Regions from separate parts of the Mus musculus genome. Here regions 2, 3, 4, 5 and 6 are each linked to region 1. The links are chromatin loops, found by intact Hi-C in ENCODE. Cell type or tissue: heart. All regions are shown on one strand. Links, peaks and the distances in the headings refer to the core of each region. The heading gives the core; the rest is flanking DNA. Region 1 overlaps Ttc28 (tetratricopeptide repeat domain 28). Region 2 overlaps Ttc28 (tetratricopeptide repeat domain 28). Region 3 holds the start of Hscb (HscB iron-sulfur cluster co-chaperone). Region 4 overlaps Ttc28 (tetratricopeptide repeat domain 28). Region 5 overlaps Ttc28 (tetratricopeptide repeat domain 28). Region 6 overlaps Ttc28 (tetratricopeptide repeat domain 28).

Evidence for each region. Hi-C counts contacts between places; a loop is a spot of excess contacts. Peaks named below come from ENCODE experiments on the same cell type or tissue, not always from the same donor. Only the 100,000 strongest peaks of a DNase experiment are listed, where the experiment ranks them.
Region 2: it touches region 1 in a loop (2.9-fold over the local background); 13 of 42 quality-filtered maps call a loop at or near these places.
Region 3: it touches region 1 in a loop (2.8-fold over the local background); 5 of 42 quality-filtered maps call a loop at or near these places.
Region 4: it touches region 1 in a loop (4-fold over the local background); 16 of 42 quality-filtered maps call a loop at or near these places.
Region 5: it touches region 1 in a loop (3-fold over the local background); 13 of 42 quality-filtered maps call a loop at or near these places.
Region 6: a loop joins it to region 1, with 2.0 times the contacts of the local background. A loop is called at or near these places in 6 of 42 quality-filtered maps.

The regions. Positions count from the first base shown.
Region 1 is chr5:110,976,614-110,981,375 of GRCm38, forward strand. The region is part of intron 2 of Ttc28 (tetratricopeptide repeat domain 28); the gene reads left to right. Among named protein-coding and RNA genes, the nearest start is that of Mir701, 25 kb to the right of the region's middle. In heart, for the core only: CTCF peaks have their summits at 1,919 and 3,027; DNase peaks (open chromatin) are centred at 308, 1,998, 2,788 and 3,628; H3K4me3 peaks cover 2,576 bases; H3K27ac peaks cover 1,450 bases.
Region 2 is chr5:111,265,424-111,270,185 of GRCm38, forward strand. Ttc28 (tetratricopeptide repeat domain 28) reads left to right here. Exons shown (of 23, transcript NM_001267622.1): 13 at 1,112-1,252. Among named protein-coding and RNA genes, the nearest start is that of Gm35628, 33 kb to the left of the region's middle. In heart, for the core only: no CTCF peak of the experiment used is centred there; DNase peaks (open chromatin) are centred at 1,928, 3,805 and 3,858; H3K27me3 peaks cover 359 bases.
Region 3 is chr5:110,837,937-110,842,698 of GRCm38, forward strand. Hscb (HscB iron-sulfur cluster co-chaperone) reads right to left here and starts at 1,841. Exons shown (of 6, transcript NM_153571.2): 1 at 1,560-1,841. The coding sequence starts at 1,792. Chek2 (checkpoint kinase 2) reads left to right here and starts at 2,047. Exons shown (of 15, transcript NM_016681.4): 1 at 2,047-2,112; 2 at 3,270-3,607. The coding sequence starts at 3,277. RefSeq lists an enhancer at 645-674. In heart, for the core only: CTCF peaks have their summits at 2,117 and 2,781 (motif pointing right); a DNase peak (open chromatin) is centred at 1,915; H3K4me3 peaks cover 2,898 bases; H3K27ac peaks cover 2,366 bases.
Region 4 is chr5:111,206,421-111,211,182 of GRCm38, forward strand. The region is part of intron 6 of Ttc28 (tetratricopeptide repeat domain 28); the gene reads left to right. Among named protein-coding and RNA genes, the nearest start is that of Gm35628, 26 kb to the right of the region's middle. In heart, for the core only: CTCF peaks have their summits at 1,661 (motif pointing right) and 2,352 (motif pointing left); DNase peaks (open chromatin) are centred at 1,701 and 2,374; H3K4me3 peaks cover 547 bases; H3K27ac peaks cover 235 bases; H3K27me3 peaks cover 1,182 bases.
Region 5 is chr5:111,254,587-111,259,348 of GRCm38, forward strand. All of the region lies in intron 12 of Ttc28 (tetratricopeptide repeat domain 28), which reads left to right. Among named protein-coding and RNA genes, the nearest start is that of Gm35628, 22 kb to the left of the region's middle. In heart, for the core only: a CTCF peak has its summit at 2,776 (motif pointing left); a DNase peak (open chromatin) is centred at 2,751; H3K27me3 peaks cover 2,175 bases.
Region 6 is chr5:111,057,474-111,062,235 of GRCm38, forward strand. All of the region lies in intron 2 of Ttc28 (tetratricopeptide repeat domain 28), which reads left to right. Among named protein-coding and RNA genes, the nearest start is that of Mir701, 56 kb to the left of the region's middle. In heart, for the core only: no CTCF peak of the experiment used is centred there; DNase peaks (open chromatin) are centred at 1,128, 1,728, 2,228 and 2,968; H3K27me3 peaks cover 3,972 bases.

The DNA.
Region 1 (4,762 bases), core at 254-4,253:
GGCTGTTGGGAAGAGAGCTGATTTTAGGAAAGACGATAGGGAATTTTCAGTTCGAGTAGGATATGTATAGGAAGTTGCCAGAACAATTTGAGTATGTCACAGTACACTGAAAATGTTGGCTTTCTTTGTGGCTGAAGTCATGATTTGGAGCAGACTCTTCCTTGTGTTTGTAGCACCCAGGAAAGGGGTTGACGGGGTACGGTGACGACAAGGGGTGTGTAGTATACAGAGAGAGCCCTGAGTGAGTGAGTATGTGCTTTGACACAGGCGCAGCCATGACTCAGACTCATGAGTCTCAGGGTCAGAGAGTTGGCACAGCCTTCTCCAGGGGACTTGAGTTCAAGTGTCGATGATGTGTGTGGAAAAGGTCCACAATAGCTTTCTCCTCTGGATGGTTAAGGCCTGAAGACTGCTCGCCTGCAAAGACTGCTCCAACTGAGATTGCTAACTGTGTCTCCTTGGTCGGGTGCAGACCATGGGCCCTACCTCCTTGCTTCTCTGTAATAACCTCACCTCGTTGCTCATCTGAAGGCAGGAACCTCACCTCTGTTCAACTCCAGATACTAAACACAATGATCTTCTGGGGAGCTGAGGTTTCTCCATCAGAGATCCCAGACCATCTGACCCCAGGTGTCCATCTATCTGTCTTTTCCTCATTCCCTTACCACCCCAATCAGGTTCCAGTCCCTGGAGCTGTGCAAGGACATGGCAGGGTTATGTGGCATGTAGCTGTGGTGTTGAGTGTGTAATGACTTAGGCTCTGGAGTAAGGTCCTGTGGGTCTGACTTCCAGTTCTCAAGTGCTGTCTGTGTGTTTCAGTTGAGCAAGCAGCCTCCCATGGAAGGTGGAGTGAGTGAGAGTCACTGGAGGTTGGCTATTTGGGGTGTTTTAGTCACAGCCCTGCTGCATCAGATTCCCTGCATAAGTAGTTCTGATAGTTGATGAAGAATGTTGAATGCAGTTAACAGTGTGGGCACCCCTTAGTAGAATAGTAATTTCTAATGCCAATTGTATTAGCATCTACCAAAATAACCTTAAGGGGGAATGGCAGTCAACAGGTGTGTTGGATAATACATGATAATAGTATTATATACTATCTTGTATTCATGAATTAGTCAGCATCCATAAGATGGAATTTTTGCACAAAAGAGGAATAAAACTCAGGCCATCTATATCTGCCTATCTATCTATCTATCTATCTATCTATCTATCTATCTATCTATCTATCTATCTATCTATCTATCAGTCATCTGTCCAGTCTATCCATCTATCTGGTTTTTCCAGGCTGGGCTTCTCTTTGTAGCCCCGGCTGGCCTTGAACTCCAAGATCTGCCTGCTTCTGCCTCCCAAGTGCTAGGATTAAAGGCGTGTACACCACTGCCCGGCTGCAATATTTTATAGTAATACAATCAGTGCTACTCAAGCATGGTGGTCTGTGCTTGTAGTTCCTGCTCAGCTACTCAGGAGGCTGAAATGGAAGGATGGCTTGATTTCACAAGTTCAAGACCCACCTTACTTATATAGTAAAACTTTGTTAAAAAGCGGTTTAATTTAGAGAAGCAAATAAAATGTATATATAAGTTTATTTATGATAAAGTTTCTGATTAACTTTTTTTTGATCGAGATCTCAAATCTCTTCTTTAAATCAGAATTTTTAGGGCTTTCAAAAAAGATTAATTTTAAAATTTATTTTATTTATGTTGTGTTTTGCTTGTTTGAGTCTCACAGTCATATGCAGGAGTCAGTGGAGGTCGAATCCCAGGCAATGGCTTGTCCTCTGGGAATAGGTCCTCAGTACAGTTAGCCACGCGGCGGCCATCTCTCCAGCCCCTCTGTGGAAGTTTGATTTGGACTCTTGCCCCTTTTACTTCTCCAAGTAGCTCATACAAATATAAGAATTCTTGAGAGGTTTCGGAGCCGGCCTGTGGACGCATATGGAACTGTAGCTTCACTTTTCTGCTGTGTAAATGTCGTGGCACTAAGACCCAGAAACTCTTTGCTGTGGTGGCTGGAGCTGGGCTGGCTGTGCTCGCACTGAAGGGAAGGAAGTCATTAGTGCAGACCGAGCTGTGGAGTTAGGTTCTTGCAGGATTTCCTTCCAGCCTTTCCCCACTTAGGTTCTTGGGAATTAAGAAAAAAAAAATCTAAACACACAAACCAAGTTTTCCTATTTACTAGGTTCAGGGAAGGTGGACATTTCGGAAGGGCAGATCCGATCCCAAGTTGTCTAAGAAGCAGAAAACTGCGCAAAGAAGCTCTGATTACAGATCTTTGGAATTTTCTTTGCTAAATTTTTACAAACGAGAAATACACCCAGAATTTTGGGAATTGCTCCAGGCTGCGTGTGAGGGTTTGATTGCTTGTCTAATCTTTTTCTTTTTTGGAGAAGAGGAGAATTCGCCAAGAGGGGCTTGGATGGCAGGAGCCCGGCCGGGTTTCTGTGGCAGCTTCTGCCGTGGGTCTCTGCTCTGAGGGGTCTGCGGCCCATCCCAGAGCTCCTGCCTGGAGCCTTTTCGCAGGCGCGGGTCGGGGAACATGCCCCGCTCCGGCCCGGGCGCGCCTCTGGCCGCCGGGACGTCCTAGCCCCGTGGGAGAGTGTGGTGGCCGCGGCACTTCGCGCTGAACCGAAGACGAAGACTGTCTGTCCTATCGGGGAAAGAACGAGGGGGTGCAAGGAGGCAGCATGACTTGCAGTCGCCGCCGCCCTGCGTCTGCCCCCAGCCCCCAGCCCACCTCTTGATGTGTCCCGGGTCGGCTGTACAAATATGATGAAATGGCAGCCCCGGAAGAAGGTGAGTGCGGCGACGGCGGCGGTGGGGCTGATGGGGAGGGGGCCCCGCGGGACCCCGGGGCCATCCGGGTCCGTGCGCCCATCGCCCGCCAAGTTCTCGCCTCCGGGCGCGCGCGGCCCGGCGGGGTGACAGCTGAGACTCAGCCCCGCGTGCTGGCCCGGAGCCGCGGCGCGCCCGCCCCGCTTAGGCCCGCAGGTGGGCGTCGGAGCGCCCCCTGCCCCGCGGGGACCGGCGTCCCGGCCGCTGGCAGCCGCTTCCCCTGGGCCCCGCTGGGGGGCGGGCAGCCCCGGAGCGAGCGCCGAGCGGCTCCCCGCGACGGCCGAGCCTCGGGCGCCGGGGCTGCGGCGGGGAGGCTGCGGGGACCTGCGGCCGCGTGGGCGAGTGCGGGCGCGCCGGCCATTGTGCGCCGCGTGTGTGCATCGATCGTGGGCAAGGGGGAGGGGGTACTTTGCTTTTTGCAAGATTATTTCCTAATATGGCTCCTTTGTTGAGAACCGGAGGAAAAAACATGCAGTGGTTCTATCAAAATAAATTGCTATTGGTCCCCGAAATAACGTTTCTAAATGTGGGACCGGTCCCTTCCTTGGGACACCGAGGGAGAAAGACAGCTTTCTTCAAGTTCTTGGCAGCCCGTGTTTTTGGCCAGGGTTCTCCTTTGCAAACTTGCCTGACTGCCACTCTTAGGTTAACCCAGCGGTTTACGGCATAGCGGGACTTTCCCTTCAATACCTCATTTGGCCATGGTTTTTATTGACATTCTTCTGAAGGAAAACACAGCGAGCTGAATGTGCCGTGCCCCTCCCCAGCCGTGACCTGTCTCTGCTAGCAGCTGTCTGGTGTTTCACTCAACTAGCTAAACTGGTTCTTTCTTTGTGCCGTGATGTGAGATGTCGGGTTTGACATCAGAACTGAAATAGAAATCATGTGTGAAGTACTGAGACGACACGGCGCTGGCTTGACTGCCAGGGAGCCGAGGAAACCGCGCTTCATTATAGGCCGGCGAATGCAAAGGTTTTCTTTGGTATCTAATTGATTCGATTTTATCCAGTGGCAGTTGTTTCTACCTCAGCCCAAAGCCACAATCACTCACATATTTGTTCGGTTCTCATCATAGGGCTTCCTTCAATGAGACTGATATAAAAGTGTATGCTGCCCCCTCCTCCCATGAGAACACAGGAAAACCCCATATAATCAAACATCTTAAACAGATGCTGCATAGACCTACAATCTTCTACATTTGTGCAATCATCAAGAGTAGTTTAGAGATCTCTGCAAACAGTGCATCCACAAATGCCTGCTTTTTCTATTTTACTCAACATGTAGTAACTCATACGGTTATGTCACTGAAAACCCCTCTGGGCACTGGGATTGCTCGAACCACGGAAGTATTATTCTTGGCAGCCAGGTGGATTTCTGGACTCTGGAAGATTCTGTTTCAAGTGTTAAGATTCACTGCAGTATTTACTCATGCCGTGACGTTTAGATGGCTATACCAGAGATTGTGTCTATTTTCTGTATTCACAGTCACAAGGCATCATGGTATGAGGATCCAGATATCAGTCTGGAGAGCTCATAGAGGCCGAGCTGTCCGACTGTGTGTGATTATTTGTTGGTGGCTTGAGAGCAGTTCTTGTACACTGAACGTGAAAGCTACTCTGGGAAAGATGCTATTCACTCCAGCAGGCATCACCGAGCCTTCAGCAGACTCCGTTTATTTTCTTAGTCATTCCAGAATACTCAAATGATCATACATACCACTGCCACGATCTCTGGCTGCGTCTGTTAACACATTTGTGGTGGTATAGTCACACGTCAGGTGGTTTACCAAACGGATCCATACAGACTATTCACACCCCACATAGAGAGTGGTGCTGTACTGTGTGGTCTGAATGGAGCTAGGGAGAACACCCACAAATTGTACTGCCCAACTGGACTTTAGGGCTGGGGCTGATTGGTGGCTGGGTATCTTG
Region 2 (4,762 bases), core at 230-4,229, 290 kb after region 1:
CCTGCCTGCTCACTGGCACTCCCATCTCACCCCCACCCTGGCTGCTCCTGCAGCATTCACTGGGGAACATAGTAGTACAGAGTGCTATTCCTGTGTAAAGGTTTCCATGATCATCAGCACCATCTCTGAGCCTCTCCAGGGCAGCCCCAGCTAAGGATCTGCTACATACCAGTTGCTCAATGAAAGGAGACTTTTTTACATAGGGTCTTAGCAGGTCGAAGCAGGCCTTGAACGCACGACTCTCCTGCCTCAACCTCCCAAGAGTGGAGATTGCAGGCATATACCACCACCTAGTGTACTTTTTCTTACTCTCGCTATTGGGTAAACTGCTCTTTCAGTTTGCTGGGGTCAGGAATACAAGACTACTCTGTCATTTCAACAAGGAACATTTAAGACTCTAGAAAGTGTGAATGAATCACATAGAGACGCAAGCTCTGGAGAATATAAGTCACACTGGAGACTCGGCCCTCACGTGTGAGCCCCAAGGTCTCACTCTGGACATTTCCAGATGTGAATGTGACCTGGGCCTGATGCTGAGTCTGGGTCCAGGAGGCCATAGGCAGAGAGAATGGTGGGATGGTGATTTGGGCATCATTGTGGTCCTCTGTATCCCCCTGCACAGCACACAGCAGGACATGAAGCAAGCCTGTAGTCATTTTATTTATAAATCAGGGCTCTGCTGCACATGTCTGTCACGGGGGAGGGGGCTATGAATGAATTCCAAACTGGTCGCATACTCAAGTTCCACCCAGGGAAGGGACCCAAGAAGCCAGTGCTATCCATCAAAACCATCCGTGACTGTCTCCCCATCTCAGACTAGCCCCATGCTTGGTACAGTACAGGTGATCAGCAAATGTTTCTAGAATGGATTAGAATAAACCTGTGCTAGGGATTGCCCCACTAAAACACAGCCTGGACAGAGTGCCTGCTCCTCCAGCATGTGCTCAATGCTAGGGCACACACTGTTCAAACACTGCTCCATCTGCACAGTTCATTGTTGCTGTGTAGACGGTACAGGCACCAGCGAGCCACAATGTGGAAGGCAGTGGGGGCGCTTAGCATCAGGAGGACGACTCCACAGTAATGGCGCCTCTCTGGTGGTTTTCCACAGGGCCTGTGCCAGCAGTGAGACAGAAAGCGAAGCTGGAGACATCATGGAACAGCAGTTGGAGGAGATGAACAAGCAGCTTAACTCGGTAACCGACCCCACGGGCTTCCTGAGGATGGTGCGCCACAACAACCTCCTGCACAGGTATGGATGGCGCTCAGCCCCAAACACAAGGTGCTCCCTGCAGCACGTGTCCCTGTGCTCCTTCCGTGGGACACGGAGCTATAGCAGCAAGCCTGGTGCTTTGCCTCTGTACCAACAATTCAGATGGAGGCGGTGCAGGCTCTCCACCTTCCTGTTTTTAATACAGTGGAGTCCAGGGTTGTTGGCCTGCCATGCCAAGTCTGAGCTGCCTGCCCAGCCTCAGGAAGAAGTTGAGTAGCTCTCACCTCTCTGCCAGCTTCTCTCAGGCCTACAACTCAGGAGGCCAAAAGGAGCCAAGAAGCCAGCAGGGTGGGAGACAGAAGTGGCCCAGAAATGAACTTCTCCACATCCAGCCACCCTGACCCAGTTCCCTGCCACTTAACAGATGGGTGGGTTGTGGGTGAAATTGCTATGGCCCCAGGCTTATGTTAGCCATATTTTGTCAGAATTCATAATTCCTGTCTTCAAGGGATGATGGCTATTTCGGGAGTGCAGAGGGACCAGAGGGACTAGACTGGGTGGGTAGCCTTTCTTGGCAGCCCTACATGTAGGCACTGTGTACCTTGTCTGTAGCAGCCTGGTTTCCTGTCATTGTGTTATCAGGGTGACAGCAGTGTGTTTGCCTTCCCAGGGCCCAGCAACTTTAGGAAAGAAGCCAAAAGCGTGAGGGACAAGCTGGTCCTCCCTCCCTCTTGGCCGTGGGGGTGTCCCTCTGTCTTAGAAGGACTCAGCCAGATGCAAGGAGGTGTGGGGTTGGGCTAGACTTGGCATCTTCTCCACCTGGGTGGCAAGGGATAAGATTTTGGCTTGTGATCAAGAACAGCAAGCCCAAAACTAGATGCAGGCCTCACCAGGCTGTAGTTGACACCTAGTAGACACCTTCTCAGTCCTAACATGTGCACAGACCCCCCCCCCCACCATGTCCCTTCAGTGTGGCAATTAAGGACCACTCTGCAAACATCAGCTGGCTTCCTGGTATGTGGGCAGCATCGCATGGCTGATGGCCCTCTTGCCAGGCAAGAGCGAGGCTGAGCGTGGAGACAAGAGTGTCTCCTCATTACTTCTTAATTCACTTTCCTGTCTACAATATGCTAATCCCTCAAGACTGTATAGAAGACTGGGAGGTGGACTCAGCTCAGCAGCCCCAGAAGCTCCCTACCTGAGGCCCTGTCCCAGGGATGACACTCCCCAGCTGCAGGTGACAGTGAGTGCTGGAGATGCCGCTAAACCCCAACTCTGCCCCCCACAGCCCATGCCTGGTAACTCCAGCCCCAGCCGGATATGCTAGTGCTGTGGGTGTCAGCCCCTTCGGAGGTCAAATGACCCTCTCACAGGGGTCACCTATGACCATCAGAGAACACAGATATTTACATCAAGATCCATAACAGCAGCAAAGTTACAGTTATGGGGTAGCAACAAAAATAATTTCATGGTTGGGGGTCACCACAACATGAGGAACTGTATTTAAAGGTCGTGGCATTAGGAAGGACAAGAGCCAGTGTGCAGGTGGGCCTGCAGGTGCTTCCGGTCCCCATGCTGACTACCCCCACCCCATGCCTGAGCATTCACCGTTCACAGGGAGTGGTGATGCAATCCTGGAAGAGGGCCTTGCAAGGTGGCCAGCACTACGTGACATGTCACTCCCAACAGAGTGGTGGCAAGATGGGGTTCATCCCTCACCCATACCCTGAGGCAAGTGGGTGGTCTCCAGACCCCCACTCACACAGTCTTACCCCTTCTCAGGATGCTAAGTGGAGTCAGATAGCCTCTACGTGACCCTGCCATCCACTCTCTCCATAGTCTGTCCCCTCTGTATGGCCCAGAGGAGTCCCAGGCTTGTCATTACTGACTCCAGATCTTTGCCTGGCATTGGGACATGACCAAGTCTGGCTTTCCTAGCTGAGTACTCTCTTCTTCGAAGATTCCCTGGTGCTTTGGGTATAGAGGTCTTTGCCTGCTCCCTTGCATTTTTTCTCTGGGTCTGTCTGCCCAACCCCACCCCCACCCCCGCCCTGGGCTGCACATCTCTAGAGACTGGATTTGCTCTAGGATTTCTTTCTCCACCCCCGAGGTGCTGGCTACCTTGCTACTACATACTTACATGTGCCTGACTCACTTAACTGGAGAGTGGGGGAAGGATAGAAGGGTCCTTTGGTCAGGTACCACCCCAGCAAAGAGAAGGCACCTGTGATGCTCAGCTGATGCCTCTAAGCACCAGCACAATGTAGCACTTCCCTGATCTCTGTTGACCCTTCTTCCCATAGCTGTAAAGGGCACGGTTCAAAGGAAACTGGGAAGGCTTGCCCCACCTTCTCTAACTGGCCCTGGAGGAAAGTCCCTCTGGCTTGCTCTCTCAGGCAACAATGGAATAGCTGTCACTGATAGCAGGCTTACAAGGAATCCAGCTGTTCCAGCTGCCTGGAAGAAGCAGTCACCCAGAGCCTCGTAGCTACATGAAGAGGCAGCACAGGATCTGACCTGTCAGATGGAAAGTCTGTGGTCCAGTCTCCCAGACCCCACTCACCCTCCTTAGATGCTGGCCCTGGGCTTCTAAAGCTCCAGCAAGCACTCACCTGTGTGTGCTTAGGCTCCTCCAGGCGCAAAGCAGGATCATTCTGGCCCCTGCGGACAGCTCCTCCCAACATATCTGAGGGGTCCTTGTGAACTCACAGGGAGCAACGCCCCGTGGGCTTGCTTTGGGGTGTAGAGCCTCTGCAAAGGGCTGACCACGTTGCTGTCATGGATAGGTGAGAAGGCTACTGCCCCTGCCTGTAGTCTCACCTCTCCATGCCAAGCACAGGTAAGGTCAGTGGGCCCCTATGCTGCCCCCGAGCAGCAGTGTCAGGAGGGACAGATGCCAGCTCCCTTGCCATCCCAAGCTTCTGCGGAAGGTGGTGGGCTCAGGGGCACAGCAGCGTCTGTCAGGGGAGACCAGGCTTAGTCACACCAAGCCGACAGCCGCCTCTTCCAACAGTGTGTGAACAATACGCCCTGGGTTGCACCTGCCCTGCCTCCTCCCTGCACAGCACAGGCTGCTGTGCTCTGCAGTCCTCTAAAGTGGGTTCATAGCCAAGGAACCCCCTCTTCCTGGGGCTGAGCTGTCACTTAGCTGTCCCAAGTGGAGCTGGGACTTAGCTGTCACTGTCCCAAGTGGAGCTGGGACTGGATGGCAAGACAGTGATCTACCGCCACCTGCTGGATCTCTGTGATAGTGCAAGTCCAGTGGCATACAAAGCTTGACCCCTGCCCTGCCCAGGGCAGCTGCAGAGATGAGAGACTGGAGAGGGCCCCTGAGGACTTCCTTGGGGACCTGGCCTGCTGCTGGGTCAATGGGAAGTGGGAAGGTGCCTGTCCTGTGCCAGCCCTGAACCCAGCCCCCTTGTACAGCCAGAAGGGAGCCAATGCTCTGCTCAAGCACGTCTTCAGAGAACAATGTGCACATCTCTCCTTCGGAGAGCACTGTCCCTGGATACAGAGTGTCTCTCCAGGGTCATCTGTACACCAATGGCT
Region 3 (4,762 bases), core at 281-4,280, 140 kb before region 1:
TTCTTTTAAAGCATAGTCCTGGGATTTGAACCCAAACCTTGGCTAATACAAGGATGTGTTTTATCACCACTATGAAGTAAGGATTCAGCACTCCTTTCTTTCCAGGGAGTGATTCCAACTGAGTCTGTGCAGTCTGCTACTGTGCAGCCCTGACTGTAGGATGCAAACTGGACTCTGTATCTTTTTGCTTTTGTCTGGAGGTTGGGATCATAGTTGAGTACAGCCACAGCGGGCCCTCCCATTTTAATCTTTAGTTCAACTCTGCGCACACTTCGGTACCTCTCCAATCTCTGAGACAGGGGAGGAAAAAGGCAGAGTGGAGGGGCTGGAGAGATGGCTCAGTGGTTAAGAGCACAGACTGCTCTTCCAGAGGTCCTGAGTTCAATTCCCAGCAACCACATGGTGACTCACAGCTATCCGTAATGAGATCTGATGCCCTCTTCGGGTGTGTCTGAAGACAGCTACAGTGTACTTACATACAATCAATAAGTCTTAAAAAAAGAGAAAAGGCAGGGGGGGGGGGACAAAGTACAGAGAACACTTCTTGGTGTCTCTCCCTCAAATTCTCAGCCTGAATTAAATTTTTGTTTTCTTGAGACAGGGTCTCACTGCTTAGCCTATGTTGGGTTCCCACTTTTGACCCTTTTCCTTCAGCCTACTGAACACTGGGATTTTAGACATAGGCTACTACACTAGGTTTGTTTTGTTCTTAATTGCTTTCGGTTTTTGAGACCTAGTCTCATGTAGCCCAGAGTCTCATCAAACGTACAGGCTCAGCTGTACCCTCTGAGTGCTGGACTCACAGGCATAACACCAACACACCTGGCTTGTTTTGTATTTATTTTCTCCGTTAAATAAATAATTTATTTGCGATGAGATGTTCCCTATTTGTGTGGTTGGCCTCCAAGTGGGGTATCATCTCCTACGGTTGTCTAGCATGCTTTTAATCCTGGCATTGGTGAGGCAGAGGGGGTTGGTGGAATTCCAGGCAGGCCAGGCGAGACTTCAAGGTGAGGCTAAATTAAAAAACAAACAAACAAACAAACAAAAACCTCTCCCAGTTCCTGTAAGTTTGGCCAATGGATTTTCCAGAAGTCTCAGCCCTCAAACCTCCCTATACCGTAAACTTGTCCGTTTCTGTTTGTTGATGTTTAAAAACAAGGTCCTTGTAGCTACTGCTAGTCTTGAATTCCTGAACCTGTGTTTTCCACTTTACAAGTGCTTAGATCACAGACAGGCATCTGCAACTTCACTCCTGTTTGACCCCCGCCTCCACCCTTATCTTCTCTCCAGTCTGTAACTTTATTTCCTCTCCGTCTCAGGAAAACTCCTAAAATCTCACTAGGTACTACTTATACCTATGGCCTACACTTATCCATCTTTGTAGTTGTTTTGAATCAGTCTCGGCAAATTGCCTAAGATGGCTTTGAACTGTGGTCCTCAGCCTCAGACCCCCCCAAGCTGGCTGGAAATTACAGCCCCGCAGACGCGGCCCCAAGCCTAGATCGCTCGGGTTACGAAGCCCGAGCTGCTTTCCCGTCACGACGCGCCGCCCGTACCAGTTCATGAGGCTGAAGTAGTCACGAGTGGGGTCAGGAGGCTGCAGAGCGCGGCAGTGTGAGCAGAAGAACTCATCCCCACACCCGACTTCCCTTGCGTGACCGCAGTTCCAGCACTGCGGTGCAATGCTCTTCCCCGCGGCGGCATTGCTGCCCAAAAGTCTCCTTCCCAGGAACCCTGCCAGCCGCACCTCCCACACACCCAGCAGGGCACGGGCTCCGCATCCCCACATTGGGACGGCCGCTCGCTGACCTAGGTAGCAAGACCCGAGGGAAAGGAGGAAAGACCGTCTCGCTGCTGATTGGTTAAGGGAGTCGAGGAGGCGGGATTAGCCGCGGGAAACCAAGACGTCGAGTCCCGTTCTGCATGTTAAACTACAACTCCCAGCAAGCCTTGAGACTAATCGCGGCAGTCATCTTCGGGCTTTCTTACTGGTCCTGCCGGGGAGGAAGGCTTTTTGATTGGTTGAGGGTGGAGTTTGTATCCGTAGGTTTAGCGCCACTCCACTGGCGGAGGCTGTGCAGTGTTTGCGGCTCCTGGTGGTCTCACGCGGTGAGTCATAAGTGGGAAACTTTAAGTGTTTGAGGAGTCGAATACCGTTCTCATGCTTCTTGTGCAAATGGGCCCTCTGCAGCTTCCGCTTTGTCTGCTTTCTTGTGCGAGCGAGGGGGCGCTGTGCATAGTCAATTCTTCCTTTTTATCTGCCCTTGGGGCGCGCGGGGGGGAAGCGGGGGGGAAGTTCACTTTCCTTGTTCCTTGTGAGCTGAAACAGGTCTGGGCACATAGGAAGGCACAACGCCGGGCTGTTCGTTGCCAGAGCGAAGTAGTTTTCATAACGAACATTATAAATGTTCATGCCAGCCCCTAGATGGCTTTCCCCAAATACCTACTGAGAACCCGATCTTCGCTGCTAGGCTCTGCAGGAACTGAAGAGGGTACGTCTGCATACTCAGCATACGTGAGGGGTAGGATGGCAAGGAATGGATAGGAGACAACCAAGCCATTCTCAGCTTCTGTACATGAAGGAAGATGGTGTAATGCTTTGTAAGTGGCCTCTGGAATTCTATTCATAATCCTGGGATTTTGCTATGGTCACTTTTTTTTCTCCCCACTCATGAATGGGCCTGTCTTTCATTTTGAGGTGGTCATAATGTGCCCGTTCCTTTAAATTTCTTTATGTATTTTTTTTAATCACGTGTCTAAGTCTGTGCAGTGCGCACGGGGGCCAATAGAGGGCATTGTATCACCAAGAGCTGGAATTACAGGTGTTTGTGATCTTTTGGATGTGGGTGCTGGGAACTGTACTCTTGACTCCTTAACTGTCTTCATTTTGTATGTTTGACAATACTGGGAGTGGGATCCAGTACTTTGCTTCTGTTGGAGAAGTGATGAACCATCTACCATTGAGTTATAGCAGCCACATGACTAATTTTGGGTAGAGATTTACTTTACTTTTAATTATGTTATCTGTGTGGGAAAGTGCAAGTGTGAGCTCTGGTGATTGCAGAGGCCAAGATCCACTACAGAGCCACTGACTTTGGAGTTATAGGAAACCTCGAGCTGCCAGATTTGGTGCTGAGAACGTAGGGAAACTTGGGTTCTGCAAGAATAGTATGTGCACTTTCCTGCCGAGTCCTCTCCTGCTCCCTCCCCTTCTCCACTCTCGAATCCAGAGCCTTGTTCCTTATTGTTGGACTCTTGTTTTCGAGGTCGGATATGAAGAGTCATCATCAGTCCCACAGCAGCACCTCCTCGAAGGCTCATGACAGTGCTTCCTGTTCACAGTCCCAGGGTGGCTTCAGCCAGCCCCAAGGCACTCCTTCTCAGTTGCACGAGCTCTCACAGTATCAGGGTTCGTCCAGCTCCTCTACCGGCACAGTGCCGTCCTCCAGCCAGTCCTCGCACTCCAGTTCTGGGACTCTGAGCTCGCTGGAGACAGTGTCTACCCAGGAACTCTGTTCTATTCCTGAGGACCAAGAACCTGAAGAACCTGGTCCTGCCCCTTGGGCTCGGCTATGGGCTCTTCAGGATGGATTCTCCAATCTAGGTAAGGCACTTTGTTATATGATATAGTGTGTGTTCAGAGAAACAGTTAAAGAAGGTGGTTAGGAAAAAAAAAAAGAAGGTGGTTAGGTTGTTGCAGCAGAAGTCTCAGGGCCCCTGTGGTAGAGTTTATCTCCTCCTGGTGGCCCTGTTCATACTGAAGATCAGATTTAGGCCTTACACATAGTAGAGAGCTCTTACATTGAACTACATCCAAGGTCCTATCCCTGGCTACCTTATTTTTATTTTTAAATAGAATCTTGCTAAATTTCATAGGCTAGCCTCAAATTTTTCTTTTTTCTTCAGAAAAAAGATTCTATTGTAGCCTGAGTTAGCCTTGAACTCACTATGTAGCTCAGCCTGGCTGTGAACTTTTGATCTTCCTGCCTCTACTTCCTAAGTGCTGGGTTTATAGGCACACATTTTTATCAGGCTCTACTAGTTTGTTTGTGAGACAAGGAATTCTGCAGCCCAGGTGGGCTTGGAACTCACAGTGTAGTTCCTTGGGGCCTTGAACTTGCATTGATCTTGTCTCAGTTGGGATTACACATATCGACCATATGTGGTTCAAATTTATTCATTTGAATGTGGAGACCTAGCTCATTCTGAGACAGTTTTGAAAGATACTTGTATTAGTCAGGGTTCTCTAGAGGAACAGAACTGATAGAATGAGTATGTATGTATGTATATATAGGGACTAATTAGAGTGGCTTACATGCTATGGTCCAGCTAATTCAACAATGGCTACCCAGGGGAGGTGTAAGAATCCAGTAAGAATCCAGGCAGGATGTCTTAGTTGGTCTTTAGTATACATTACTATCTTGTAGAAGTATGCTCTAGGGGGTTGGAGAGATGGCTCAGTGGTTAAGAGCACTGACTGCTCTTCCAAAGGTCCTGAGTTCAAATCCCAGCAACCATGGTGGCTTGCAACCATCTGTAATGAGATCTGACACCCTCTTTTGGGGTATCTGAAGACAACTACCATGTATTTACATATAATAAATTAAAAAAAAAGTATGCTCACTAGTGCTCAGTGAAGGAATGAACTTGCCAGTAAGAGCGAGATCAAACTGGCAAAGCTTCCTTTTTTCATGCCCATTATATAGGCTGCCAGCAGAAGGTGTGGTCCAGCTTAAAGGTGGATCTTCCCACCTCAAGA
Region 4 (4,762 bases), core at 432-4,431, 230 kb after region 1:
AGAGATGAGTGAGGTCCAGAAAGCTGGTCTTGGGTTGTTAGAATTATTGGTTTACTATGTCCCTATGAAAGACACACAATCCAGATATTTTATTTATAAGCCAAATGTCTAGATTGGGTAGATTGAAGGCTATTCTAATTTATTACCCAGTCATTCAGTCCCTTGTTATTTTGTTTCTCCCTGCAGTGGGAGTCTGGTCCGTGGCAGCTTCCTCTTCAGTGTCTGCCCTCTTCCCTTCCCCAACCTGGAACCTCCTCTGGAACCTCCAGTCCTGTCTTACTCCCTCGAGGCTCTGCCCAATCACAGGCGCTGGCCTTTTATTGACCAGTTGAAATGGGGAGAAGGTTCACATGGCATCTGCTCGTAGGAGGCAACCTCACACTGAGGAACCCGTTTTTAGCTACAGGATGCAAGCAGCGTCAGACCCACTACAGTCTTGGGTTCGAATGCCAACATTGCTCTTTACTCCTTGCTGACCTGTAGAACCACAGTCCTGAGACTTAATAGCAACAATGTTTCATGTTATTTAGTGATAGGACACCTCCTCCTCTTCCCCCTCCTCTTCTGCATTTAAAATATTAATTCCAGTCTTAGATTTTTGGGCCAAGCTAATAAACCCATAATTGAAAAATAATTCCAGTAACTGTTTCTCCAAGTGTAAAAAAAAAATCAAGTCTTAGGAATCTGACCTGAAGAAATGCATATTTCTGATCTATAGGTTTGTTTATATGAATAAGTAAAAGAGCTATAAAGCCATGCCTACTTAGTTATGTATTTAATTAACCTGCCTTTATTGAGAAGATTGCAGCCATTTCTAGAGCGTCTGGGTCATGGGTAGCATGACCGTGCTGTGTGTGTATAGCCTGTGAAATGATTCAGGGACCCCAGAAAGGCAGTGCTAATAGATGGAGCTCTTACTGGGATGCTGTGTGGCACTTGGGTTGACCTACGCCCTCTGAAGGATCGACAGTCTGGAAGCAGATGTTCCAGAGGCTGAGATCGGTGGGTCGGTGTGAACAGTATCAGTTCACAGCAACATTAAAGCCTCTTTAGACAGAGCCATGTGCAGCCCTTTCATCTCTAGGGCCATTTCAGATCACAGGTATATCATTCCCAGCCACCCCCAGGCTGTACCTGCTTTAAGGTTTCCCATCAGAGTCCACCTTGTGCTGATGGGACCTTGTGGCTCTCAACTTTATCTTGACCCCACAGCTACTCTGCACCTGATGGGTAGGGAGGTTACATGGTTGCATGCTGTTTAGGGCGTCCCAAATAGCTGGAGCCACACTCAGATCTCCCCAGGAACAAGAGCTTTTCCTTAGCCACCTTCCTGAACGGTTGCCAAGACATTGCTGGCATGTTGTAGGTGGGTCTTTCTACACAGACCACCTGGTTGAATGTAGTTGGTTTCATGGTCCTAGCCTCTGTGCGTGAAACCACAGATCAGAGGAAGATGGGAAGGAAGCTCAGGGCCAGAAAGCCAAAAGGTTGGGAGGAGAAAGGGACCTTTCTGGGGATATGGGAGGCTCAAGCAATTTAGAGCTTACAGGACTGCAGAGATGGGAGACTGGGACCTCAGCTCAGAGTCAGGAATTTGAACTACAGAGCTGTCTCTCAGCCGGGTGGGGAGGGGCTCCAGGCAAGCAGGCTTCCTCTCCTCCTTCCTGCAGAGGGCACCATCTCACTCAAGTAAGCTTTCATTCAGTGCCCCTGATTCTGACAGCCAACCCCACCCACACTGCTCACTCAAAAACAGACTGTGGTGGGGCATCTGTCTTTGTCCCACAGGCTTGTCTGTCTGTCCTCCCAGGTCCCCCTGAGCTGTAAATGTTCCTCAGAAGCAGGCTTTGTTTTCTGTTACCTCATGCTCCAATCTAGGCTGTTTGCATTTCCTTCCATATTCCCGCCTTGCACACCGCCCCCCTCCCCCAGTCTACCATGTGAGTTGCTTGAGGTTTATTTCCAGCTAGTTTAGCTCATCCCTGTACCCAGCATCAGCCCTTGGGGTCTGTGCATCCCTTAGGACAAGGGGTAGTTCACAGAAGGCAGGGCAGCATCTTGATTCTCACCGTCTTTAATCCCTTTAGATCTCCCATCCCTTCCCAAACTCGGGGAAAGGAAGGAGTGGACGGAAGGACGTGGAGTCTCATGCTTCATGCTTGCTTCTGTGTCTGTGCTTGGGAACCGATGGTCATTGTTATCTCCATTTATTTGAACAATCCTTTATTCTTTGCTCATACCTTTGAGTTCAGTTTAACAATATTGATTTCCTCCTAATGGAACACAAGCCCCATCAGATCTCTAATGCACATGGAGTTATGTGCTGTTTGGAGAGGCAATGCCGCCTAGTGGCGGAGAGCTCAGGATGCAGTGGCAGCTGACACACATGGCCTCCTCACATTCTGCCTGGGGTGGAGGGTGGAATCTGCAGTCAGCTTGTTTGGTCTCGGTGATGAGCAGGATTTTCCCAAACTATTAAAGCCAAGGTGTCACTGGCCAAGTCCAACCAGCAGCTCGGCGTCTCAGGTTGCCCTCACCTCTTGTCAAGGAGGCACCAGCTTTGGCGGGACAGGCATCTTGATGGAGACTCTATACTGGGGATGCACACGGGACAATCAGGCCCTTCTCGTACGCACTTGCTTCTTAGCCCCTTAGCTCCCCTGGAACACCAACTTGCAAACCTTCGTTTGGCGTTGCTGTTTAATTGGTGGCAGTGAGGAATCCACTGGAACATTTGAAGGGCTTGGGGGTCTCTTCCCTAGAGTCGAGCAGCCCACCCATCTACAGTATTAAACACTCATAAAAGCAAGCTCTAACAATTCTGATGGTATCTTGAGATCATAACGATTTGTGTGTGTGAGACACTTGCTGCTGCGATCTATTCCAGGGAATGAGCTAAACTCCTCAGAAGGAGAGCTGCGGTTTTAAAATGCATTTCCAGGGAAAGAGCGATGGCTCGGCAGTTAAGACCTGAGTTACCACGTGGGCTCACATGTGTGTGCATAGGCACACGTGTGTGGTGAGAGAACAACTTGTATTGCTTCTCTCCCTCTGCTATGTGGATCCTGGGGCTGGAACTCAGGCCTTCAGGCTTGGCAGCAAGCACTCTGCCCACCGAGCCATCTTGCCAGCCTAAGACACTTGCTCCATTATCTTGTGAAAGAGTGTAATGGTAGACATGTGACTGCCACATAGAGCTGGAGCTGGTTCACACCCACACCCAGAAGTAGCTGATCCCCTTTCCCAGAAAGATACAATCTAAGAAAAGCTAGATCTAGTGGAGGAACCAGGAAAGGAGTGATGGACAGGGAGTCTTTAGGGCACTGCTTTGTTCTCAGCACCTCATTCCCTGCAGAGCTACACAGAGATGCACGGTAGTCAAGCTTGGGGAACCGGAGCTAGACCCTAGGGAGAAACCATAAGAGGGGCAAGAGAACAGCAGTGCAGTTCTCAGAAGAGACTGGAAAGAGAATGATCCCTGAGGGCTGAAAGAATCTGCCTATGTCAGCCTGGAATCCTGTATCCCACCAAAATGGAAATCAAGACATTCTCAGTTAGAGGAAAATCAACAGAATTTGTCAACAGCAGACTCATTCCTAGTGTGATGGTTTGTATATGCTTGGCCCAAGGAGTGGCACTATTTGGAGGTGTGGCCATGTTGGAGTAGGTGTGTCTCTGTGGATGTGGGCTATAAGACCTCATCCTAGCTACCTGGAAGTCAGTCTTCCACCTTGATGATAATAGACTGAAGCTTTGAACCTGTAAGCCAGACCCAATTAAATGTTGTCCTTAGAAGAGTTGCCTTGGTCATGGTGTCTGTTCATAGCAGTAAAACCTTAACTAAGACACCAAGACAATAGCAAGATAGCACTTTATACAGAAAGGGAACGAAAGCAGGAGTTTTTGGAGCACCAAGAAGGACGGAGAATACAGTAAGAGCAGAAATACAGGCAAACTGAAAGACTTTCCCACCTGCACCTGGACCAACAGGAACACATGGCATCTCCACAACATTCCATCAGGATATAGGCAGACACAGACATTTATCAAGGTGGCTAACATCCTGGGCCATATGAGAAATTAAAGAAAATCTGATTAGAAAGATTTGAGGTCACACAGAGGATGTTGTCCAAACTCGATGGAACCAAACCAGAGAGCTGGAAAAACATGCAAACACTGAGAAACTAAGGAGTGTACCCACATCATCCATCGGTCTGTCCGAACATTGGGAGGGAGAGGGATAATGTGCAGAACTGAGTGCAAGCAATAAGTTATCAGAATGTGTGGGGCTCGGCTGGAGCGGCAATGGCAGGGAGATCCTGGTACCAGGAGAGGAACAGCCTCAAGTCCATCATCTGCTTCCCCCGCAGAAACTAGGAGAGCAAACGGGCCAGGAGAAAGGACATTATAAAGTAAAAGCAAAAACCAGTGACCCAAAGCCCACGAGCAAATAGGGAAACAGAAGGACAAAAAACAGTGATCAATAAAAATAAAAGCTGCTCTTTGAAAAGGTCGATACAGTTCACAAATCCGCAGTGAAACATGAGTCACAAATACTGGGAATGAAGTGAAGGGCATCAGTGTTGACCTGCAGGCATTTAGAGAGAAGTGGGGACCGTGCCGCACACTGCCTGTACACAGGAAGTGGAGAGGGTGGTACACACCTCCTGTCCACAGGATGCACACAGATATTTGTCAGCTGAAATAATGTGGAGCAATTATTTGAAAAGCAGTAACCTAAGGACTGTTCAACCTGGTTAGA
Region 5 (4,762 bases), core at 342-4,341, 280 kb after region 1:
GCTGCCCAGTTCCACCACAAGACGTGGCCACAGAAGCTCACTGGATTCAAAGATAGGGAAGCTCTCTGTATTGTGGGCTCTCTTTCAGCTATTTTTCTTTTTTTAACACCACGATTCCATTTAAGACCTGGAAGGGATCTGAGATTTTATGCAATTAAACCCCAAAATGTTGGCCGGTCAGTAAGAGACTGAATGGGATTATTAAGGGAGCCTCACTCCTCTATGGAAAAGGCACCCAGAGAACTGTTATCCATGAGAAGAGACATGGGTTGTCTAGAGAGAGCCCAGAACAACCCAGTGGTACAGAGCAGCGTAACTAGTGACGGGGTGGCAGTGCTGGCGGGAAGCCGGCTGCATGTCAGGGTTAGCACATGGCTTGGAAGCCACCCCCACTCTGCCTCTGTCAAACCCCGCCTTACCCTTGAACCGATCCTCTCTCCTCTGCTCTTTCTTCTGGGCTGTGCCTCAAATGCTGACTTTAAAAATCAAATCCAAATGCCATGCTTGGCGCTCTCCACTGGCCCAGAAACGCTGGTTCTGCACCGTGTGTGGCATACATATCAGCCAGCGGAGACCGCCTCAGACCCAGGAGGAATCTTTGGCCCAGCCTCAGCCTGATCTGTGCAGGTCTTCAAGTCGGCCCAGGCTCACTGCGAGGCCTCATCCCAGTGTATACCAGCGCAGATCTTTAGTCCATCCGGTCTCAGAGATGAGCTCAAGCCAACCTCTGACCACTGCACATCAGAGTGTTTTTGTTTGCATCTAAGGGAGGAATTCCTTAACTCATCCGGGCCAGAAAACCAGTGTGTCCTGCCGCAGGCTAGACCCTCTGCTCTGTGAACATGTGCGCAGCTCCTCAAAGCAGACACGTCTGCAGAGCACATTGCTGCTTCCTTTCCTAGGCATTGTCGCCCTGTACTTTCTACTCTCTAATCATTACATGGGAAAAGATGACACAGAGCTTCAGGAGCTGAGGCAGGAGGATCAGGGGTTGGATGTTAGCTGGAGTCATACAGAACCCATCGTGTGGGTTGGGGAGAAAAGCAGAAAAGAGGGAAGGATCTCACCTGCCCCAAAACCGACCACTGTCCTGCACCCACAGAGTTGGGGGGGGTGTCAGCGATTTGCGACCCAGCAGTAAGCTGGAGAGGATGGGCTACACAGGCGGCAGCAGTTGTTCTTGGAGCATTGCTTTGCAATTCGCACAACAAAAATACCTACAGAACTCAAGCTGCCACTGCCCTTGCTCTTTGCATTAATTTTCCAACATTCTGTGCCCCACCCCCACCCGTGGAATCATAGGGATTTGTTTCTCTCAATGCAAAGTCCCCTGTCCCACCCTGAATGGAAACTACTTTTCTTATTTGGTTTCTCAACAAGCCACTACCCAATTGTGCTGCTTTAAGCATGGAAACAAACAAACAAAACAACAATAACAAAAACCTGCAGAGCCCTGGTAGAATAATTTGGATCCAGAGGGACTCGTGCAGATAGGACCACCAAGAGAAGCCAGGCCACCCTGTTCCCAGTAGGCACGACACGCATGGCCTCTGCCCCTTGGCTCTCACCAGTGTCTGCTTTCCAAGCCCCACAGAGCAGAAGCTGGCTTGCAGCATGGCTGTCAGGCCGATGCATCTGTGAGTGCTGTAGGCAGCCTCTTGAGCAGCTCCTTTGCCTCTCCTGCTGCAAAGCCAGAAACAAATATTTAGCTGGCTGCAGAGAGCCATTCACATGAGTGCTGTCCCCCTGGGGGTCTTCTGCACACAGCGCCTGGCTGCTCCTTCCACGTGACACAGGACATATAATATATTTATGTCTGGTGTAACCATAGAAACCTGTTGTATCCGTGAAGACATTGCAATTCTGCTTCTCACCAGAAAGACGGATAAAGCCCCAGGGCAGCCGCCACTGCTGCAGGCTGCATTCAGTAGTGGCCACATCTGCGGACTTTAACAAAGTATCAGATAGACACAAGGAGGTAAAAACTGCTCTGGGTGTTCTTTTAGATGCTGGAGCCAAACCATCATTTTCTCTCATCACCCACACAGCTTGCACTTCATTACTTATCCCGAAGACAGTGGTCATGTTTGTGTGACTTCCTCTAGGGAGTCAGAGGCATAAGGCAAATATACATTTGTCATACAATTGTACAATTGTTGGCTTTCAGAGAACACAGTGTGGCCATTGAAAGGGGTGGAAATGATGCTGGTCTAACCCAGGCTCCTTCATTCCCTGGATGCAGCAGTAAGGTCTGCCTTCCTGGTCACTGTGAGGAAGGCAGTCATTTAAGAGAAAGGCCCAGTCCACAGCAGCCGTGGCACTGGCTGGTGGCACTGCCCCAGTCTTCATTTCCTTTTTTTGGTCCCCTGCAGGGGTCGTAATGCCTGAAAAAGCTAGCTTTTGTTAGCGCATCTACGTTGCCTCAATACTTACCAAAGCCTGCTTCACAAATATTTATTAATTATAAAACCCCCAAGGGAGACATGGAATATCAATCCCACCTCTTTTCCAATTAATTCTGCACCTTTCCATTTGGCAAATATGTATGTTTTGTGGCTCTTAATAGAGCAAGGAACCCTTTGGCTCTTTTGTCTGTGCAGTGGCTTGTTGTTGGCTCTGTGTGTGTGTGTGTGTGTGTGTGTGTGTGTGTGTGTGTGTGTGTGTGTGTGTGTGATTTAAAGGAATTTATCCATGGAAGCTCCCAGTGCAGCTGAGAGATGACTTGGGCGACATCTGCTGGCTGGCTGGAGAAGTAGGCTGCTCCACAGAACCAAAAGCCATGCCCTTACCCCAGGCCCTAAGTAAATCCTAAATCTACAGGGCCCGGTGGACTGTGGGTGGTAGGTACAATCATAGCTAAGAAGGCAGGGCATTTACACTTACTGTTATTATTTTCTTTATTATTGTTATTTAAATGGCAGTATTAGAAAGCAGGGGATGTTTCCCACCAGCTAATAACCATTTAAGTTGCATTTGGGGGCTTTCATGACTTGACGACAGCTTCTCAAAATCGCCGGGCTGTTAAACCCCCTACTGGGTTAATGTGGCAGAAAAAGACAAGAAGGGCGCTTCTGTGCGGAGGCCTCTCTGGTGTCTGGGGGGTGGGGAGGGGAGCAGGTCTTTTCAGAAAATCCAATTAGAGGGAGAGAGGGGAAGAACCCCCCAGTGCCCCAGGCAGACACTCAGCCTTCAGGCAGGAAAGCAGTATAGACAGGAACCTGCCTCTACCCAAAGCTCATTGGAGACAGAGGGTCTCTATCCTGAATGCAAGGGTGTGGACGCTTATCCTAACCACTCCCAAGGAGGAGTACCGGCCACCTTTTCCCCAGACTCCCCTAACCAGTGTGGGTATTCAACTGACTATTCCAAGGAAGACTGAGAGAATAGCCAATAACTCTAGAGATTGCCACCGCTTCTTTAGAGACTGTCTTCTACACAAATGCCCCTCTCCCAGGGGTTGCCCAAAATTGGGGCACCACTGTTAAGTGGTCTCATTTTCAAACCAAGTAGACTGGGTCTGGTGGCTCTCAGTGGAATCCTTTTGTGCATAAATTTTAAAGGTGGGCTGCTTGCCTAGAGTCAGAATCCTGCACAAAGCTGCTACATACCACACAATTCTGTTGCAGCTATCTAGTGCGTATTTGCTGTGCTGCATGGGGTGTCGTGTGTAGAGCAGCTCTGAGGGCTCTGCCCAGTATGCTCCTGAGCTGTGGGACTCCCTTCTCAGTGGTCACTGTGACTTCCTCCTTACACAGGGGTTTCAGAAGTCACTCAGCACTTTACTGTGACTTTCATCCGTGCAATTGTGGGGGGGGACAGAAGGCTCTGAAGAGACTTCAGAAGGTTTCCTCTTCTTCGTGCCACACCCCCTCCATACCACACCCACATATAAGCCTCCTACACAGCGCCTGGGGGCATTCCGGCACATCTGTTCCTGTACTCTTGGACTCCTGGACTCTTGGTGAACAAGGGCTTTGAATGGACTTGGAAGGCCATTCCGGTTGAGGTGGTCCTTCTGTGCTTTGTAGGATAGAATCCAATGAAGATGAACCCATACATAGTGTATAGTGAGGGATCTCGTGCTGCGGAAAGCTGAAGGGATGGGGCAGCTGCCTGGTGAGCCTGGAGCTTCTATCCTGAGTGATTCCGAGTCACCACCTGTACCTCTGAGGGCGAGGGCAGCACAAGAAGGCTGTCTCGAAGCTTACCTTCCCTTGGCTGTTCTGACACTGCTCCCAGTGGAGCAGGCTCTCCTACCTGGCTTTTGCCACGAGGTTTAATGACAGTGTTCTAGGAGGGCCTCGACATCAAGCAGCCAAGCTCAGCTGCTGTAACTGCTCATGATTCCTGACAGCCAAGAGTTGGAGCTCACGGTCGTCTGTGAGGCCCAGAGCTCCTATCTGGGAGGGGTGCCTGATGCTCTCCGTGCTCACACATGCACACCCACCTTCCCCCTGTGGCATGATGTGATATGGGGCTGTCACAAACCCTTAAAAATCCCATCCAGAGTGGAGGGAAAAGCCAGTGCCATGGGCTTGAGGCCCGGCAGCATCCAAGAGCACAGTGTCCCCTATGGTCCCAGAGTCAGTCCTATGACAAGCAAACGCTGTCTTCCAGAGACACTCAGGGGAAGCCCCTTCTAGGTTCTACTGAGGAACTGGGAGAAAGGGATCCTGGGATCACTGTGAATCCAGCAGAATTTTGTTTTCCAGTGGCTGAGTGGTTCTCCTGGGTAGATAGGAGCCCCATGTGCCATGAAGTT
Region 6 (4,762 bases), core at 254-4,253, 81 kb after region 1:
AGAGAATCACACAGGAGAGACACTGCCACCCCCGTCCTCCAGCTTGTCACTTTGACTTCCACTTGACATGTTTGAAGAGGTTGACATTTTGCTTTTCTGTATTCATTTGACTGGGGAGTGTGGGATCAGAAGCCACTGATCGGTTGGCGGTGGTCTGTACCTCTCAAGTAGCATCTGGTTGTGAGTGAAAAGTCTGAGTGTTTGCAAACCAGCCCTCTAATAGTGGGGTCCACCTACTGTGGGGGAGCCTGTCTTCTTCTGATTCAACTGTGAGGGAGTCAATTATTACGGCTACAGGAACGTCTCACCTCCTCTCAGGTGAGAGCTCACTCTAAGGATGTCCAAAGCTCCATTTCTCCACACAATAGACTTGGAAAACTCTGTGGCCTTTACAGAGTTAACCTTGGGAGGCCTTCTAAGTGGGCTTGCACTAATGTCCTGAAAGTCCAGAACAGCAGCTGCCCCCCAGCCTCTCAGCCACACCTTGCCTTTCAAGGCTGAACAGCACAGAGAAGGCCCCGAGAGCCACTGTACCCAGTTAAGACATGTCTGTGGGTTTGGGGTGTCACTCCTATTGTCTTCCAGAATAATGGCTGTTTTCTGTAAAGCATTTTCCCTTCAGGGTAACCACCAGTCACAATCTCAAGCATTAGGTAGAGTACAGATCTGGCCAAGGTACAGATTTACAGGGCTCTGGAGTGATGGGGAGATGTCTGTCTGTCTCCTGTGTGTTGCTGATGAGTGGAGTGTGAATTTGGTTTTGATTGATTGATAGCAATCTGGTGGTCTGAGGGAAGATGCTGAGAGTGCTGCTTTTCTTCTGATTGGTCCTCACCTGCCCTGGGTGGGTTGGAGAGAGGTCGGTGAGCGTGTGTGGCGCTCGAGGTGTGGTATACATCTACATCGTGGCTCAGTGTCCATGGGTGCCGTTTTTCATGCCTGGGGTGCTCCCTGAGTGGAGGAGGCCCTTGGACTGAATAGGAAGCAGCAGTCGCTCTCACCAGCGTTTCCTTCACCTTCTGTCCCGGCCACCTGCCGTGTTTTCACTCCCCTGTTCCTCATCTGGCTCGTTTCTGTTTTTCTTTTTCTCCTTTACTACCGTGCCACGCAGTGTGCTTGTGTGCGTGTCCCCTCACCTCTCGAACCTCACCTCTTGCTTATCGTTCCCAGCATCTTTGCTTCCTCCTTTTCCTCTCCTTCCTCCCGTTGCCCTGGTGACCGGTGCTCCCTCCTACTTTGTGTGTTAACAGACTGCTCAGAAGTGCTCCCGGTACACAAAGGATGGCATGCAAGTTCTTGCTGTCAGCTTCCTGCCATAGCAGGTGGCAGCCATGGCCCACTGTCAGCCCGCTTGGATCTCCTGTTTGCAAAATCTGGCGAGAGTGTGTAGCTGCTGTCGATCCTACCCCCCCTCCCATTTCTAGTAAGCAGAAAGTAGCTTCAGTGTTCAGACGAATGTGGAGCAGGCCATGCCTTCCTCCACAGTCGTTTGAGTTGTGTCCCGATTCTGGCAGGACGCATGAGGGCAGGGGTGCCACAAAATGCCAGCACTCAATCTGGACAAGTCTGTGGTGTGCCCACAGGAAGAATGCTGAAGTATAAAACACTGTGCAGAGACCGGATGCCCTGAGCTTGCTCCTCTGAACCTCATGTTCTGTTGTGTGGAAGGGCTACTGCTAGCTGCTTCCCAGAGAGTTCTAGAGATTAAATGAGATCGCAGGCCACAGCCTGTCTGAGGTCATCCCTGACATTTGCTGTCCTTTCCCCCACCCCCACGAATACAAATCACGTGACTACCAGCTCCCACCCTGAAGATTAAATAAGGACCTAGACACCTGTGAGAAATAATTAGCCTCTGAATGGCAACCTTTTTCTAAGGAAGGTTTTAATATTGAATGAGTTCACGTTTGTTTTAAACATTAGAATATATGATCTTGTTTGAGATGAAGAGGAGAGACTGTGTAACTTCTGTAGACCTTAAAACCTGTGGTTTCGTGGTTCCTGTCTGGGTTTGGGGTTCTGGTTTCTATAGAGCGGATGTGTTTGAAGAAGAGGCTGTGTTAGTTCCCTGAGAAGCCTTCCTTGTTTTTGAAACCAGACAGTCATGCTTTTGTGATGATGTTTCCTCTTAAAAATAAAAAACAACCGAAAATGAGTTTCTTTGCCAAACTCTCAAAGTAGCTTTGCCTTAGGCACAGCAGAGCCATAAAAGGTCATTGCAGGCCCAGTGGCCGCCAGCCTCTTGTGCTTCTGAGGATAGGGTGGCTTGGGAAGGAGAAAGACCTGGCACAAGCACTCGATAGCCCCATGTGCTGCAAAGGGACTTTAGGGGTTGAGTAATAACATTTTGGCAGCGACATTTTTTTTTCTTCCATCCCGTGAGGTTTTAGTTTGGGACCTACCTTTGAAAATTCTGCTAACTAGAGCTTTATTGGCTATAGCTTGACATTTTCCTTCGTGGTTCCAAATATTTGTGGCTTTTGTGGGTTTTTCTTTTTTAATTTTAGTTCCTACAATATTAAGACCAGCTGGTTAGAGTTATTTATTTTGATACAGAAAGGTATTATGACTAAACCACGCTGACTAAAACTTGAGTCAGTGAGGTGGCCGGCTTTGGGGAGGATGAGGGGACTTCATGTCAGAAAAGAGTCTGCACCTAGGCCTGCTGCTCAGGGAGTGTGGTCGAGGAGATGCTGTAGGCGGGTCAGTCTTGGGAGGCTCCTTCCCCAACCCATTAGTTTCTGTGCGCTTCAGGTACATTCAGGGAATATATTGGATACAACTGGTGCTGATGCAGGGAGGTGTTACATGTCAGCCTTCCTTTGTTATTCTCCCTCCCCCCCTAGTTTATAGACGAGTGACCTGCTCTCTAGCTGCTTCCGAGCCTGGAGTCAGGGCAGCAGCTTTGGGATGAGAGGAAGAGAGGTCAGGGGGGCCATATTCCCTTGCCACTGTGAAATTCCCTACCCCTGTGCCAGACTGCTTTGGCGTGTGGCATATAATTAGGACAGGGACTGGAGCGATGGCTCAGTGGTTGAGAGCACTGGGAGTTCTTCCAGAGGTCCCAGGTTCAATTCCCAGGACCCACATGGCGACTCACTACTGCTGCAACTCCAGTTCCAGGAGATGACACCCTCTTCAAGCCTCTGTGGGTATCAGGCATGCATGTGGTATATACACAGACTTGCAGAAAAACACTCACGTGAAAGAAGCAAACAAAATTATTTTAAAAACAGAATTTGTGTGATTATCAAGTAATTATTGGTATTGGGGAATCAATGGAACACCCAAGTGACAGTTATAACAGTTTAAACCTCTAATGAGCAATCAGAAGTCTGTTATTTTCTGATGTATTTCCAGCGTGCCAGGGCAACCCTACAGGCTCCTTGATGCTTGCAGGTTCTTGGGCCCAGCTAAGTATCAGCTGAAAGGTTTTTGCATGGTCTTTTTGGTTTTCCATGTCACCCTTTTCAAGCATATTTTAAAAGAATCTTGGCCTGAGAGTCCTTGTGTCACTCGCGTGTGCATCCTTACTTCCGCCATGGCCAGTGTCCCTTCCTTAAGGCTCAACATGGAGGTGGCTTCTGAGCCATACTGGGAGATGTCACTCTAGGCTGCTCGAGTGTCATCAAAGGTACAGGTAATGCAAGTACGGGCTGTCATAGGCATAAACCAGATGCCAACAGTGAGGAAGGAGGGACTTTAAAGGAGTGGCATGCATGGCTATTGTAAGTTATGGTGTCTTTAACTAAAGCATAGCAGAAGATACACACGTACATGGTTACCTTTAATGTAATGCAATTAATATTGCAACAGATATTCTTCGTTATTCTAGGATAGTGTGTTAAATTCTTTAAATAATTAGAAGCAGCTTTTACACCCACCTTGGAAAGCTACAGAACACCTGTCTCTGGTGTGTGTGTGTGTGTGTGTGTGTGTGTGTGTGTGTGTGATATGTAACTCAGTGGGCAGATATGTAACTCAACTGACATGTTACTGTAAAGAGAACAGGCTTAAGCAAGTGTTCATAGATGTCAGTATATGCTCTCATGCCATCCTGCAGGCCTGGCAGTGAGCTCCAGGGCTTGCCTGTACCACGTAAAAGGAGTGTACAAAAAAAGCTGTCCTACTGTGTCAGAAGTTTTGAAAGATAGTGCTTGATATTCCAAGCTGGGGATTTCATTCTAATTTCTATCTGTTTTGTTTTATTTTAAGATGATTGTGTGTGTGTGTGTGTGTCTTATGCATCTTGGAAGCAGTTGCTCCTTCCAGGCTTCCATGGAATGATATCATTCCCAAGGTGAACCTTTTTCTATATCTCTGTGGGCAACTAGAAACTGTCAGAGAGAAAATATTTCTCTGTCTCTTGGGACCATCATCTGGCTCTGGAAGTAGCCACTGCTGGGAGGAGAGCCATTTGTAACGTCATCTTCTGGGTTTAATTGTGTCCCCACTTTAAAAAATTCTTTCAAGTATTCAGTTCCTTTTATGTATTAGTCTATATGTCTATGACCATATATGTATATGTATATGACCATATATGTATATGTCTATGTCTATGTCTATGTCTATGTCTATGACCATAACACAATCACTGACTTACAAGTCCAGCATGCTCTGTAGGCTCACGTACCTGGATCATTATGTTAAACGATTGCAAAATATAAGCTTGACTGGTTCTGATGTAAGCTGAACAATTAATACCGGGTTTTTTGTTTTTTTTTTTTTTTTTTTTGTACATACATGTGTATGTTTGTACAAC